4 separate regions of the Homo sapiens genome follow, and all the other regions are linked to region 4. The links are chromatin loops, found by intact Hi-C in ENCODE. Cell type or tissue: heart left ventricle. All regions are shown on one strand. Each heading gives the region's core, and the rest is flanking DNA. Links, peaks and the distances in the headings are about the cores only. Region 1 overlaps KCNMA1 (potassium calcium-activated channel subfamily M alpha 1). Region 2 holds the start of ZNF503-AS1 (ZNF503 antisense RNA 1). Region 3 overlaps LRMDA (leucine rich melanocyte differentiation associated). Region 4 overlaps LOC124902461.

Region 1 (3,531 bases), core at 385-2,884, 1.6 Mb after region 4:
AGAAGCCCATCAAACTCTGGAATGCTATGCTTCTCATTAGCAACGGTCCCTGGTTTTCATTTCCATACTGCCATTTTGGGTTTATGTACAATAATAGAATCTGACACATTTGTGGAGAAAGAAAGTTCTTATAAATATACCGTCTTTAAGGATAAGGGGAGGGATGATGGGGATGAAATAACTTTTGAAACTATTTGTTCAGAGGCAAACAGATCAGAATGGGTGATGTAAACCTCCTCCTTGATATGAGTTCAGGAGGAAACACAGTGACAAACCAGTGGCTCTCAGGGACTGTTTGCAACTGTTATTGTTAGCCGTTCTGGCGACCATGCATTGTTCTAAAATTTCTTATTGTTAGCATGCAGGAACAGGCTGAAACTGGTAATCGAAGCAGCAAAAAACCATGTGCTATAAGAAGATTAACTGTTAATTATAAGCAGTCACATTCCAAAGCAGCATATGCATAAAAAAGAAAACATGCTATTACTTGTCATTCCTTCCCAATCATTTTTACACTCACACCAAATGCAAAATAGAAATCTCAAAAGACAAACAAGTGCCACCACACACACACACACACACACACACACACACACACACACAAAATCAGCAAGAACGATCAATGAGAGGCTCAAAGACAAGACAGAAACAGTTAAAAACTATTGAGCCCCACATGTTGACAAACCTTCATGAATCAGAATGTCTAGATCAAGGTGCCACCAACTGGGAAGGTGGCTCTTTTTCGCTACTGCTGGCATAGTCCATTTCCATTGACTCCCTGTCAGGTATCTTCACCTAGAGACTTCTGGGTCCACTTTCTTAAAAGGTAAGACCTCCCATCTGGTGGAGCGATTCATCAGGCTTGAAGGATATGAGTACTGGCCAGGAAGAGCTCTCCTCTGGGCCATTATACAAATCATGAACAAACTCTTTAACTAAAAGCTGATGAGGAGTTGTCTCCCTGGTGGTAGATGTTCCAGAAGAATTGAACACTCTCTGTGTAAAATTATACTCTTAAGTTGTAAAATTAAATTATATCAAAGTTAAGTCATGGACCTCCTAATTTGGAAATTACCACCCCTCATCTCTCTCAACTCTCTCTGGCTTCCTAACCCTTCAATTTTGTTACAGTGAATCATGGATATTCAGAACCACTGGTGTTTTGTTTCCATTTCTCAGTGACTGTTTCCTTTTCTAGAGCTGATTTAGGTTAGAAGGTTAATTTTAGATATGAAGAGTTCCACTTTAAATTCCCAAGGTTAGGTCTCAAAGTGCAACTTTGAAAATTTCAGGATTTATTTCAAACAGAAGTAAGTTTCTTATCTACTCCCTGGCCACACAAAGCATCCTCTCTCCTTTGGTGTTTGCTAATTTTCTTTCTTACGTAGTCACCCATTGTTCCCTTCCCAAATCCCAATTCTCAGACAAGGTTTTCCCCAGGATGTCAATGGTAATACAAAGTAGATCTATGAGGACATCTAGTGGATCAATGTGGAAGAGCAGCTAGTTCATGGGCAGTTGGAACTAGCCTTTCTCCAAAAGGAGCAGAAAGAGGACCCTGCTGTCTCTGAGAATTGAAATATATGCAGTGTCATTTCAATTCAATGGCTTCTCATGATCCACAGCAGATGATTAGGGGTAGGGGCAGTGAAAGGGTGAGAGGTCCTAGGAGATGAGCCTAGGGTCTGCAGCCACAGCTGGCACAGGAGGACTATTTCAGTGGCAGCTGACTGCGTCTCCTTTTTAAAGCCCTGCTGCAGCTTCCTGAGACTGGGAGCAGACAAGAGTGTGTCTCTGGCAAGTGTGAACACCAAAGCTACTTGTCATTCCATCTTAGGGCTCTTGAAACTTCATGCTCAATTAACTGCCCCGATAGGCCAACTTAACTCTAGGAAAGCAGAAATACAAGGCTCTAGGGACTCAGTTTACCCTCTGGTTCACATCATAAGGTTCTTGTTATTGGACCAGGGCCATGGATTCTATGAGGTTATGTGGTTGCTAAGAATTTGACCCTGAGTCTCACCTTCCTCCGAAGACCTAGGTCCTGGCAGTTTCACAATTTGAGAAAAAGCTTTTATGTGCTTTTCTTCACCACAGTGAAGTGGATATTCAACCAACATTTCCATCATAACTTCATAGTACTATTTACAGAGACAAAATAGAAGTATTTCCCTAATGGACATCATCAAAACTATTTGTTTACTCTTGAGTGTTTAAAACAAAAAGGCTTCTCAGAAGTGTTCTTGGACAACTTTTCCTCTATTCTCAAAGGCCATGATCATGAGACCAGAAACCTGTTGGAAAGTGGCTGGTGAAGATGCAGCTCAGTTACTGCTCTTTCCTTGAGTCAAATGGATAATCAGCTGTCAAACTCAGGTTCTCTGCTGGCTGGCCTTTCTGAGCCAAGCCTGGAATGGAAGGAAGAATTGGATTCCATCCTATCCTCAGCACCATCTGCCACCTGCATCAGCAACCAAATTGTCAGCCAATTTCCAATGCAGAATCTTAATTTCCAGGGTGGATTGGAAGAGGCAGGAAAAAGCAGTACTGGACTGAGGGGCCCAGGTGGAGTTTTCCAACTGCTGGGGAAAATGTTTTAGATTTCAAATGGAGCAAATTCAAGGGAAGACTGGGATGGAAGAAAAAAAACATCTGCCATTCAATCAATAGATACTTTTCAGGTCACAGCCTCACTTTTAAAATCAGTCAAATGAAGGAGGGATTATTTCCAAGCAAGAAACATGGAGCTACTCTTCATGGGCTCTGCAGCAACTAACGTTACTAATAAAAATATCCACGGAAGAAAAAGTCCACCAGGATTTAAGGTGAGGCCTTTGATGTGGCACTGGGAATCAGAGAATATTCTTTCAAGTCCTATAAATGAGAAATGATGTCTTCACTTAGCAAAATTCCTCCCATTACCTTCTGGAGTAAGAAGAAAGGTCTTCCAGGTGGTTTTCCAAAAACAGAGGAGAAAGAAAAAGCTAGTTAATGTCAGCAGCACAGAGCACACTGAGCTAGTTGATTCTGCCCCTAATGACTGTATTGTGGCTGAGGAAGGCAGAAGTATTTGGCACTAGAGTTGTTGGTTGATTGACACCACATTTTCTCTCCAATTCTGAAGGACCATTCAATTTAGTATGCAGCTCTGCAGGTATGAAAGTGGGCCATGCCCTCAAGCCATGTTTAAAGGGTTCTGTCGATGAAGAAAGCCACAGAGTCGATTTTGGCAAGACTGTGCATTGAATTGAAGAAGGTCATCATTGTGTTTTGTTTTTAAAGTGAGCAATCTATACCCTCCAAACACTGATGACTAACCAAAATCAGATGATCAACTTGCCTCTTTTGCTGCAAAGGAATGAGGGGACTGAATTTGAAACATCTTCTCCAAATTCCAGAGCCATTGGACTGAACTGTTCCACAGATTGGGTCTCCTTTTCAGTAGAGCCTTACAAACATGAATAAAGACCCAAAGCTCAATGCTGGCCTTAAAAGCTCCTCCTCAATGGCCACATCTTGTTGAGTAAAAGG
Region 2 (3,531 bases), core at 434-2,933, 100 kb before region 4:
CCTCAGAGCATAAGCACTGGTCTTCCTGAGGCTTCTGTTTGACTTCTCATAACACCCTCTGTCCTGGGATTACCAGAGTGCCCCCCCCGTCCACTCACCATCTGTGTGTGTGCGTGTGTGTATGTGTGTGTGCGCATGTGTGTGTGTGTAGGTTATGGGGAGTTTTTCATGATGTTTTGGAAAGTCAAGGAGTTTCTTCTCTCCTCAAAAGCCAAGAATGGAAAAAAAAAATCTCCAAGAATAAAAGGAGGGAAAAATAACCCTTTGCATTTGGAGAATGTAAAGAGATCTGTAAGCATCCTAAGGTGGAGACTTCTGTTGTCATGCTGTGGTCCAGGAAAGTCCTGGACTTGCCCAAATTCTCATGGCTGCGACTAGAACCCTGGCTTTTACTGCCAGCCCAGGGCTCTTCTCTGAGCCCTCAGGGACAGTGGGGAGTGGGCCTGGCAGGGGTGGTCTGTATGTGACAGGAGTGGGGGAATGCCCCACCTTCACAAGGACGCAGTAGAGGCTCAATCCTAAAAAACACAGCCCAAACCAAGTCCAGAGAGGATTTGGAGGCTCCGGGGAGGAGCTAAGAGGTTACCAGCGTCTCCTTTGGGAAGTGGGTGAGAGTCCATCCCACATGCCTTATCTGGGCAGATCTCATTTCCTGGTGGAGGAAAAGGAGGAGATCTTTGTGTTTCTCCTCTGTTTTTTCCCTTTCAGACAGACCAGACATCAGATCTCAGTCAGATAAATCCAGCTGAAAGAAAGGGGCTGAGGCCAGGGCTGGCACAAAGAAAAGGATCCCTTGCCAAAGTCACACAGGAAGATACTCCAAAAGACCCTCGCCCAAAGAAGAGGGCGGACGGGGTTCCCCTGGAGCTCCCTTTCCCTAAGGGCCTGGCGTTGGGCTTTCGATCCTAGTTCCACATGAGGTTTCATGTAAATGATTGTATTATTATTATTTTTTTGCATGGGTGAAAAGTCACAAATTATTAACGCTGAATTTCAAAGACTGCAGTCTTCTCACTCTGGGGTGGCATCTCTTCACTGTTCAGGCACGGGCAGCCTCACAGAACGGACGTGGCCCAGACCTCACTTGACCTCTGAGAGGCCCTGAAGGCAGTCGCCCAAGGGCAGGGGCAGGGGACAGGGCGGAGGGGGAGGACACTGAGCGGAGCGGGGAAGGAAGAGAGAGGAGGGGTGGGGAAGGAGAGGAGGGGCGGCGGGGAGCCCGGAGAGAAAGAAGGGAGACCCCGGAGAGGAAGAGGGGGAGGCCCGGGAGGGCGCGCGGAGGGGGTGTCAGCGAGGGGCCGCCTGTCAGGGTTCTATCTGCGCGATGATTGATGCGGGCCCGGGTTTTTCTGTCAGCCTGTCACGGCGCAGGAATGTTTAATGTTCTCATTATTGGTTACGCTGTTGTGTATATTTCTCTGTCAGCACCGCGGACCCAGCTGAACTGGCAGAGCACTTCAAAGGCCTACGGGTCATTCATCATCCCCATGACGCTCCGGCAAATGCTCAGCTTCAGCCCCGCGCCAGGGATTTGTTATGACTTGCGAGCCGCCTGACAGACAGGGCTGCGGCGGCCGGGAGGGGACGCGCGGGAGGCGGGCTCCGGGCCCTTCCTGTCACGCCGGGCCCGCGACTCCGACTCGGGGGGCAGGCGGCACGGCGCGGGGCGGGCCCGCCTGGGCGACCCCCGGGAGGGGTGGCAGGAGGAGGCAGGGGCGCGCCCCCTCATGGGCCCCGGGGCGCCCTCACACCTCTCCCTGCAGTCCCGCCCTCCTCCTCCTGGCGGGCGGCGGCCTCTCCCAAAGTTGTGCCGCAGACCCAGAGGTTGAGGGGGGGAAAAGCGAAACTTGCAACCGTCCAGGGCCAGGGAGGGGCGGGAGCTGGGAGCGAGAGCAGGAGAGTATCGGAGCTTTGTTTCCTTTCCCAGGCCGTGACATGATTAATCGTTTTCTTCTGATCTAATTTTGGAACATGAAAAACAGCACATTTGTCTTGAAGAAAAATGATGTGCCGAACTGCGCAGATGGAAATTTCGAGCAATGAGAAAGATTAAAGTGAAACCCCACTCCTTAGACCTAATCATGAGTTGTAGATTATTCTGTCGGCCCAGCCAGATGGTAGCTCTGATTCCACAGCCCCTTCTTATATTAATGAATACTCGACTGTTATATTTGACTTAGGTAAGTGAAATGTCTATCAGAGCTAATGGACTGCCAGCCAGCATAACACATGTTGTACCGCTAAGGGTCCTTCTGCATTTTTCATGTTTTATACTAATGTAGAACATTTTGTTTCCTACTGTTTTTCATCATTGTCACTGTTTGCTAAATATTTTCACATGGAAGGGGGGAGAGAGAGAGACAAAGTCAGGAGGAAAAAGAACCCCCCTCCAAACTTGTGTCCAAAGCTAATTTCCTCCCGTTGGGCTTGGCTATAACTCTACAAGTAAAACAGTCACCCCGAGCAATACGTACAGGAACTCAATAGTAACGTGATTAAGTTCCTAGTCAACAAGACTACACTCGACTGTATGTTAACAAACCTAATTATAGCCCCGTGGTAATAAATTGGGCCAGGGCCCTGGCTGCACATCTCTGAGGTCATGTCTAGGAGAGCTGTTTGACCCTCTTGTCTCAGGGAAGAGAATTGTCCTGGAGAGGGGTCCCTGTCTCAGCATGGTAGAGGGGCTGTTTTCTCCCTGACCTAGTTGTCCAGCCCCTGGGAGGATGGGTGGATGCCAGGAAGCATTTCAGAGCGGAAGGTCATCGGCATGAGAACTGGGTATTAGGATTTGCTGGAGGAGACCGGAAGGGCAGTGGCTTCTGAGCCATTGGCCCCTTTCACGTTGTGAGTGGCATCAGGATGTCTGAGAGGAGAGCATGGTGTTTTTGCTTCATTGGATCCATGCAGGTCTTGGAGGGTGGTGGCCCACTCTTTCTGGGCCAAGTAGAGGGTGGCTCAGACACCCCCCCTTCCTCCAGGCTTCTCATCTGTAACTGGTGAAGCCCGGAAGAGCTTGTTGTTCAAGAGGAAATCTTGTGTTACTTCTTTATGAAGGACTCCAGCCTGGTGGAGATGAATGAGTCCTGAAGATGGAATCGAAGCTGTTTGGGCACAAGTAAGCTGGAAGGGGTTGAGGGACATTTTCAAGGAGTGATGTCTTGAGAGAAAAATGGAAAGAAATCCACAGGCAGAAAAGAGATATCTAGATATGAAAACATGGGGCAGGGGGAGGGAGAGAGAGAGAAGAGAATGCAGAGAAAGAGAGAGACATACAGGAGAGGACGTGTAGGTACCAACAGAGGAGATGGCCCATGAACTCAGAGGAGAAACTCTTCTTGCCTCAGCCAAAGTGAGCTTCCTAAAAAGCCATTTTGACCCCTGCTAAAAATTCTCTCCTGGCTGTGATTCCTACGGGAGTCAGTTGCAGTGTCTTGGCTGGGAATAGGTGAGCCTCTCCATCTACCCCCAGTTTCTCTCTCCAGCCTTATCTCTCACTTGTCCTCAACTGTGACCTTGCCCTTCTGCCAC
Region 3 (3,531 bases), core at 723-3,222, 380 kb after region 4:
CTGATCTCACCACTGCACTCCAGCCTGGGTGTCTGAGTGAGACCCTGTCTCTTAAAAAAGAATTAATTTAAAAACTTACAGTTGAAAAAGTTTCATGTATGGTGGTAATGGTTGCACAACAGTATGAATATACTTAATACTACTGAACTGCATACTTAAAAGTGGTTACTATGATACATTTTATGTAATATGTATTTCACCATAATTTTTAAAAAGTTGTATATGCACACAGTTAAAAATGCCAATAGCATTAAACAGTCAGCCAAAAGTAAGCCTTCTTCCCTATAGCAGTTCTTTTCCCAGAGGCCACCATCACTAACAGCTTCTTTTGTTGTCTTCCAGAAACTTTTTGTGAATATTCAAGCACAGAACTATATTTTGAAAGAATTGTGTAATTGGAAAATAAAACCATATTGGCCTTGTGGAGGCCGAGGGTGGGGTGGGGCAAGAGAATGATGGATGGAAGAGAGATGGGTGGGTGAAGTGAGGCTGCTGGTGACCAAGTTCTAATTCAGAACATTTGTGGAAACTCTCCTTGCTCGGGTCTCATGCCACGCTATTTCATCAAGGAATAGGAAGCTGAATTGGGAACTTGTGGGAAGCCAGGAGGAGAAAGTGAGTTCTATGGAGTTGTCATTTGCTGTAGTCCAGAGGGAGATAGCTGTGAGTAATGGGGTGAAGTTAAGCAGAGAGGAATTTAGGCTGGGAAAATCAGGACAAATTTCACAATGGGGCGAGTGTGTAGACGTGTCCGTGGGGAGGTAATAGACGCCTTGCCACTGGAGGGGCTGGAAATAAGACTTGACACAAAGCATGAGAAAATGGATGATAGGGAACTGTCCCTGGGGGTTGGTGTGGTGACCTTAATCAGGCTCTTCCCTGCCTAGCTCTGGATTCACTGATTCAGTCTCAAATGATCCAAGGGAGAGAAACAATTGCTTGGAAAATGGCCGTAGGGGATAATGGCTATTGACAGCAGATATTGGCTCACTCTACACAGGTTCACTCCCTCCCTCCTTCCCTCCTTCCTTCCATCCATGCATTTTTTTTTTTTATCTAGTCATCCATTTAGCCAAGAGTTCTTTAACACCTACTAAGTATATGTAGATTATTGAGGGCACTTTACATAGGCTAGTAAGAAAAGTCATTGCAAGAGAGGACATTTATGCTGAGGCGCGTGAATCAGAATGGAAAGACCTGGGGAGGAACATTCCCGAGAGAGGGCACTGCCCTTGCCAGTGCTGCAAAGTGTGAAAAAGCCTGGCGAGTTTGAGGACCAGAGGAGGTCAGTGTGGCTGGTGAGTGAGAGGGGTGATGAGGCTGAAAGAGCTTTAAGGTGAGGTTGAAGTCAGGAAGCAGGAGCCAGGTTGGTCAGGGCCTGGTGGGCTCTGCTTAGGAGTTGGAATTTTGCTCTGAGAGAGATGAGATTTGAGTATGGATCTTGGATGGCCTTCTGTTTCTGCTTTCAGACTTTCCTTATACCTTCCAGTTCCTACTTTTTGAGAATCAGGTGTGGCAGTCAGACAGAGGTGGGGGGGTTTTGTGAAGAAGGGTGTGGCACAGGGCTTGAATCACCAGGTGTGGGAAAGGCAGGTTGGGCAAGAAGCTGAGACTGGGAGAGGGATTCAGCCCGTCTTGCAGCTCTGTGGTTGCTTCAGGTGGTCAGAGTTTTCAGGGGGAGGCCCATGGTAGGAAGGCAATTAGTACTGGAAAAGATCAGCTAAAGCAAAGCAACTTACATGGAAAGCAGTATGTAATAGTAAATCTAGAAAAAAAAAGTTTGGAATTTAATCTTGCAAGCTGAAACCCAAAAGGATAAAAATATTTGGTATCAAAAACATTTTCAGTTGTAGCTGCAGCTATGCTCTAATTCTCAGAAAAGCAATTCAACTATTAATTTAATTTTTCTCCATAAGTGTTAATGACAGAATTACACGCTGGCACCATATATCTTTTACTTCATGTTTGCTTTTATTGTGCAATCATTAAAGTTGTTTATTTTTGTAAAATTAGGACTTTATCAATTTTATGAGGGCCTTTCTTAATCCTTCAGTATTTAAGTCAGTCTTATAAAATGTTGTTATTGACTTGATTTTTGCTTTTTCAGTTGGCCTAAGGGCATAGGATCAATGGTTTTGGGTGTAATTTGAGCATTTCTCTGTCACTTCAGTTGAGTTCGTGAAACGCCACATCTTTTGCAGAAGTTTCGGTTTCATTTTGCAGTTGCTTTGCACCAGAGGCTTATGTAACATTTGACCATCAGATGGGCCTAAATTGTTGATACAAGGATCAGGGATGAATGCTACTTGGAAGAGAAGTTTGAGTGGGAACCGGTCAATTCGCTAATGAATAGTTATGATGACTTTGTTTCCTTATGCAAATTCAAAACTGAAAGTGCTCGAATAGCAAATATTTGGGTAATGAGGTTCTTCCCTATTAAAATGTAAGTACCTAAAGTGCGTCTTGCTGTGGAAGGGCCCAAAAGGTACAAAATGTACTGGCTTTCAATATCCTGTCATTTCTAGTTAGGTTTAGGTATATATTGGTCATTTGCAGGACTAGAGCACATTTCATAGCCAGAGTGCCCTGCCCCTCAGGGCACTATTCTTATTTTTTGGGGGGGGTGGGATGGGGGGGGGCAGATTAATCAGGGATGTATGGATCATCCCAGCTTGCCCTGGGAAGCTTCTTGGAATTTGGGTGTACACCTTCTGAAAGTGAATGGATTTGAGTAAAATTTAAGAAAAATACAAAAGAAAAAGGAAAGCTCTCCATCTTGTTAAAATAAATTTGTTCAGAAAAGTATCGTGAATGTCTATATTCATTCCACTGCGACCTTGCCACTGTTGACATTTTAGGTAGAAAATTGTTTGTTATGGGGGACTGTCTCATATGTTGAAGGATGTATCACAGCATCCCTAGCTTCTACTCACTAGGTACCAGTAACACATCCTTTGTGACAATTAAAAATGTCTCCAGACATTGCCAAATGTCCCTCTGGGTCAAAGTCACCCCTGGTTGAGAACCACTGATCTCAGGTTAGCACAGAGAGGCTGCAATGGAAAGATTGTAGTATGTTAACTAGGTGAAGGGATTGACCACTCCCAGTTCTGAGCAATTTGATGGGTTCTTAAAGAAAGCACAGCCCTTGGAGCTGGGGAAGGAAGTTTGTGACTCATGGTGGTGAATCTAGGGGGTTCCTGTGTGGGTCCAGTGGAGCAGGTCTGGTGAGAGGGGACACTGGGAGCCCCAGAACTCCGAGCCCCTGGGGGACGCCAATGAAGCTGTCTATGAGAAACATGTGGGAAGAGGGAGACAGATGAATGATGAATGTTTTCCACGTCCTTGAGTTGTGGGTCACCTGAGGTCTAGGCCTGCGGTGAGGCCACTCACTCATTTCAGCTCACACTTCGCCCAGTGAGTAATATTTGTTCCAGCCTTTGGGTCACTGTTTACTCTGCCTCCCCTCTTGTCAGTTCCCTCTGGCCTTCTTTATATCTTTCTGAATATGAGTCAGTCTTCAAGATCCAG
Region 4 (3,531 bases), core at 401-2,900:
GCTTATAGCCATCTCTCACTAGCTGTGTACCTCAAGCCACTGTCTTTCCGCTGCTGAGCCTCAGTCTCCTCATCTGAAAAACGAGGTGAAGATTCTTTTAAGTTCAGGGGTACAAGTGCAGGTTTGTTACATGGGTAAACTTGTGTCATGGAGGTGTGTTGTACAGATTATTTCATCATCCAGGTATTAAGTCTAGTAATGGGGTGAAGATTCTAATGACCTCATGGAACTGTTGTGAAGTGTAAGTGGGATGATACAGGATCCCATGGGCTGGGCATAGCCCGTGACAGATGTGAGCAGGTCAGCCTGGGTTTTCCAGTCACTCTAAGCACCACCAGGCTGCTAGCCACATTCGGTGAGGAACCCTAAGCCAATACGTGCAGCAGAGGCCAGCCGATGACCTGACAGGGGATAAGTCCCACCTTCTGGGCAACTTTTACGAGTCTTCTGTGTAAGTACTGTGTGCTAACCGATTGCGCTGCTGGAGCTGCAGCCTTATGAGTTTTCTAAATCACAAGAAGTTCATCACCTAGTGGGGCTTTTTTATCTGCCTTTCCTCACTGCTTAAAGACCAAGCCCACATCTTTCCTTCTCCTGTCTGCTGTCGGAGCATAAGTGTGTGCCACACGTGACCAGGTGTGGCAGAGTCAGAGCAGGGGGTGGCTTCTGTGGAAGTAGGAGTGAAAGTGTGGAAACAAGTGAGTGCGTGTGTTGACAGGCATCTGCATTTGTGTTAGTTGTGCTTACTCAGAGGTCCACAGGCTTGTGGCAGATTTCAGAAGCTGGTCCTTCTTCAGCAGCTCTCTCGGAGGCACACCTCCCTGATCTGCATCTATGCGGAGTTACCCAGCACAAGGACACCAGGGTCGCTGTGTCACCACCAGAGGCACAGGTAGGGGGATAAGATTGGATGGTGGGGGAAAGGCCTGGGCCTTATCCGCCAGCCCTGCCACTGGCCTCCAGGACTTAGCCTCGGTTTCTCAAACTGTGTCAGGGACGAGTAAATGGGATGAGCAGCCCTTGGCAAGGAGTGGGCGCTAGGAAATCATCAGTGAAGGAGGGAGTGAATGAATGCAGGCCTGTGTGGCGACTGCTTCAGCATGGCAGACAAGGTGACGTATCAGAGCCTTGAGGGTGGGAGCTCCCCAGGTTGGGAAGGGACAGACACGTGGGCCAATCCTCTGGACAGGAATAGAGAACGAGGAGGAAACAAGCGCAGAAGCTGGAGCGGGTGGAGAAGAGCAGGGGAGACGGTTCGCAGCAGGAGAAAAGAAGCGAGGAGTCACAGGGAGGGGCCTCCTGGACACCGCTCCCAAAGCCACGCGAAAGTGGAAGCGCGGGGCCTCGGGATGCCCATCCAGCCGGCTGCCCGCGCGCTGGCCGGGGTTCCAGGACTCCTTCCTGCTCCGCCGGGCTCTGCAGCGCCGCCTGGTGGACACGCGGCGCTCCGCCCGGGCTCCAGCCGCCAGCCGGCGCGCCGGGGATCCCGCGGCTGTTCGGGAAAAAGCTGGAGAGAGTCGGGGGGCGCGCCTTGGGGAGGGGCATTTGTCCCTCCGAGGAGGCTCGCACCTCGGCCTGGACACGCAGCAGATACTGGCACCCACCCTTCACTTACCGCGCGCCCGGGGTGACTCGGATCCGTCCAACACGTCGGGGAATCCTTTCTGTCCTCACCCCCGGGCGCCCCAGCGCCGGAACGCTGCTGCCTCTGTGTAGCTGCTCCCGGAAGGAGTTTCATCAAACTTTTAAGGGGCTTTGGTTTTGGGTTGTGTTGATAAAATACCAAGAAGGGGCATGAAGGCACGAACGTCCCGGGTTCGTCTCCCTGCTGGTCCCAAGCCTGAATCCCAGGGCGGGGGAATGTCTAGGTCCTTCCGGGCCGGCAAGGTGTGGTCGCTCAGGGACCCCTGTCCGAAGACGCTAGGGAAAAGAGGCACAGCCTGTGGGTCGCAGTGGCCAGGAGCGCGTGGCCGCTGCTGGTGAGAGAGTGGTAGACGCCTGGCTTTCAGGTCCTGAGCTGCGGGCACCGGAGCGTGGGACCCCGGCTGCAGCACCGCCACGCGCTCCCGCCCTCCCACCTGCAGGGCGGGGGATGTCTGTCCAAGAGGCCGGGGCGACAAGCCCGCCGGCCAGGATTCTCAAGGAACCAGGCCCAGCTCAGCCTCTCTCGGCGGGACCAGAGTGGGACCGGGGCCGCGGCGTCCGAAGACGCTGCGGGCCAGGGGTCCTCCTCGGCGCCAGCTCCGTTTCCTGGGGTCTCGCGACGTCCGGACATCAGGGTCGGGGGTGTGGAGACGGCGGCGGAGCCAGAGTCCCCACCAAGTCAGTTCCAGGAGGCGGCCCGCGCGCTTCCCGCAGTGTCCGGGAGGTCGCTGGGGGTGGCTTTGCGTGCAACCCGGGTAAAGGCCCTGCAGCCGTGAGGCTGGCGCTGGGAGGAGGGTGGAAAATCTCAAAGTCACCAATCCCGGTGCAAATGGCGGCAGGGGCCGCGGGCTGTCGGACGCAGGCGAGAGGCCAAAGGCTGACTTCGCGCGGCCGTGAGTCCCCAGAGGCAACAGGGGTACCTGAGCGCCGAGGGGATCCCGAGACTCGGAGAAACCGGAAGAGCCTGACCCCAGGGAGCGGAGAGTTTGGGGTGCGCTCTCAGAGCTGTGACTCCACGGTCCCGGAATCCTTGGAAAGGGCGCTCTGGGCTCAGAGCTCCCAACTAGCCGGAGGACCTGGGCTAGCGCCCAGGCCTGGAGCGTCTGGGAGGGGGCGCTGGGTCTCGGCCCCCCTCCCCCCAAAAGGGACTGAGACTTTTTTCTGCGTGCTTCCTTCGGCGCTTCGGGCAGCTCTGTCCTGCGGCCCAAGCTGGGGAGAAGACAGCGGCCCGCGCCACAGGGAGCTGCGCCCGGACCCAGACTCCCGCCGCGCTTCTGCAGAGCGGAGCCCTAGGTGCCCACCTGGTAGCCCCAGAAAGGCCGGACCTGGGCGCCGGGACGCTCGCGGGGCCGCACTTGGAGGGGCTTTCCGGGTCCTGGCCGGGCGGGCTCTCCTGCGGCGCGGAATGGAATAGAGCGCCGGCTGCAGAGCCACCCGGACGGGGAAAAGCAGCGGTGGCGCCGGCCAGCCCCGGGTCCCGACTCTGGAGGGAGGAAGGAGCGGGCGGGTGGGGGTGGGGGTGAGGGCGAGGGTTGCGGGGAGCGTTTAGAAGGCCCTGGGCAGCCAGAAGAAGAAAAGAGGACGCACTCTCCCCTAGGGACCAGAGGGTCCCTGCGTACTCCCCCCAGGCCCGGGACACAGGTTCCCCCAGCGCCCCTCCGCCTCCCAGTCTATTCGGCTTGCCCCAGCGCGCTGCCCCACGTCCCCGAGGCCCCGGCCCAGGCCCAGCCGGCGAGTCCCGGCCTGCTCCACTCTGCACAAAACGAAACCCAAATGCCCAAAAAGCTCAGGAGGGAAATTTAACAAAAACCCTGTCCCCCGCCCCACACCCCCTTTCACTTTTAACAAGCCAGCTGCCAAGAGAAAATTGAAATAAAAACGAAATGA

The links. A loop is a pair of places that touch in the nucleus more often than their neighbours do. Peaks named below come from ENCODE experiments on the same cell type or tissue, not always from the same donor. Only the 100,000 strongest peaks of a DNase experiment are listed, where the experiment ranks them.
Region 1: a loop joins it to region 4, with 5 times the contacts of the local background. A loop is called at or near these places in 18 of 110 quality-filtered maps.
Region 2: it touches region 4 in a loop (3-fold over the local background); 51 of 110 quality-filtered maps call a loop at or near these places.
Region 3: a loop joins it to region 4, with 5 times the contacts of the local background. A loop is called at or near these places in 26 of 110 quality-filtered maps.

What each region holds. Positions count from the first base shown.
Region 1 is chr10:77,003,651-77,007,181 of GRCh38, forward strand. The region is part of intron 18 of KCNMA1 (potassium calcium-activated channel subfamily M alpha 1); the gene reads right to left. Among named protein-coding and RNA genes, the nearest start is that of KCNMA1-AS1, 120 kb to the left of the region's middle. In heart left ventricle, for the core only: a CTCF peak has its summit at 1,483; no DNase peak of the experiment used is centred there.
Region 2 is chr10:75,293,534-75,297,064 of GRCh38, forward strand. It overlaps ZNF503-AS1 (ZNF503 antisense RNA 1), which reads left to right and starts at 2,850. Exons shown (of 4, transcript NR_038226.1): 1 at 2,850-3,118. It also overlaps a transcript of ZNF503 not described here. RefSeq lists silencers at 1,551-1,660, 1,681-1,730. In heart left ventricle, for the core only: a CTCF peak has its summit at 1,602; DNase peaks (open chromatin) are centred at 1,218, 1,558 and 1,798; H3K4me3 peaks cover 1,915 bases; H3K27ac peaks cover 2,500 bases.
Region 3 is chr10:75,770,240-75,773,770 of GRCh38, forward strand. The region is part of intron 2 of LRMDA (leucine rich melanocyte differentiation associated); the gene reads left to right. Among named protein-coding and RNA genes, the nearest start is that of MIR606, 220 kb to the left of the region's middle. In heart left ventricle, for the core only: no CTCF peak of the experiment used is centred there; no DNase peak of the experiment used is centred there; H3K4me3 peaks cover 1,072 bases; H3K27ac peaks cover 2,372 bases.
Region 4 is chr10:75,394,064-75,397,594 of GRCh38, forward strand. It overlaps LOC124902461, which reads left to right. Exons shown (of 1, transcript XM_047426122.1): 1 at 1-3,531. The coding sequence starts at 2,093. The coding sequence ends at 3,058. It also overlaps a transcript of ZNF503 not described here. Among named protein-coding and RNA genes, the nearest start is that of ZNF503-AS2, 5.7 kb to the right of the region's middle. In heart left ventricle, for the core only: CTCF peaks have their summits at 1,442 (motif pointing left) and 1,651; DNase peaks (open chromatin) are centred at 1,418, 2,108, 2,258, 2,712 and 1 weaker place; H3K4me3 peaks cover 1,831 bases; H3K27ac peaks cover 1,690 bases; H3K27me3 peaks cover 1,423 bases.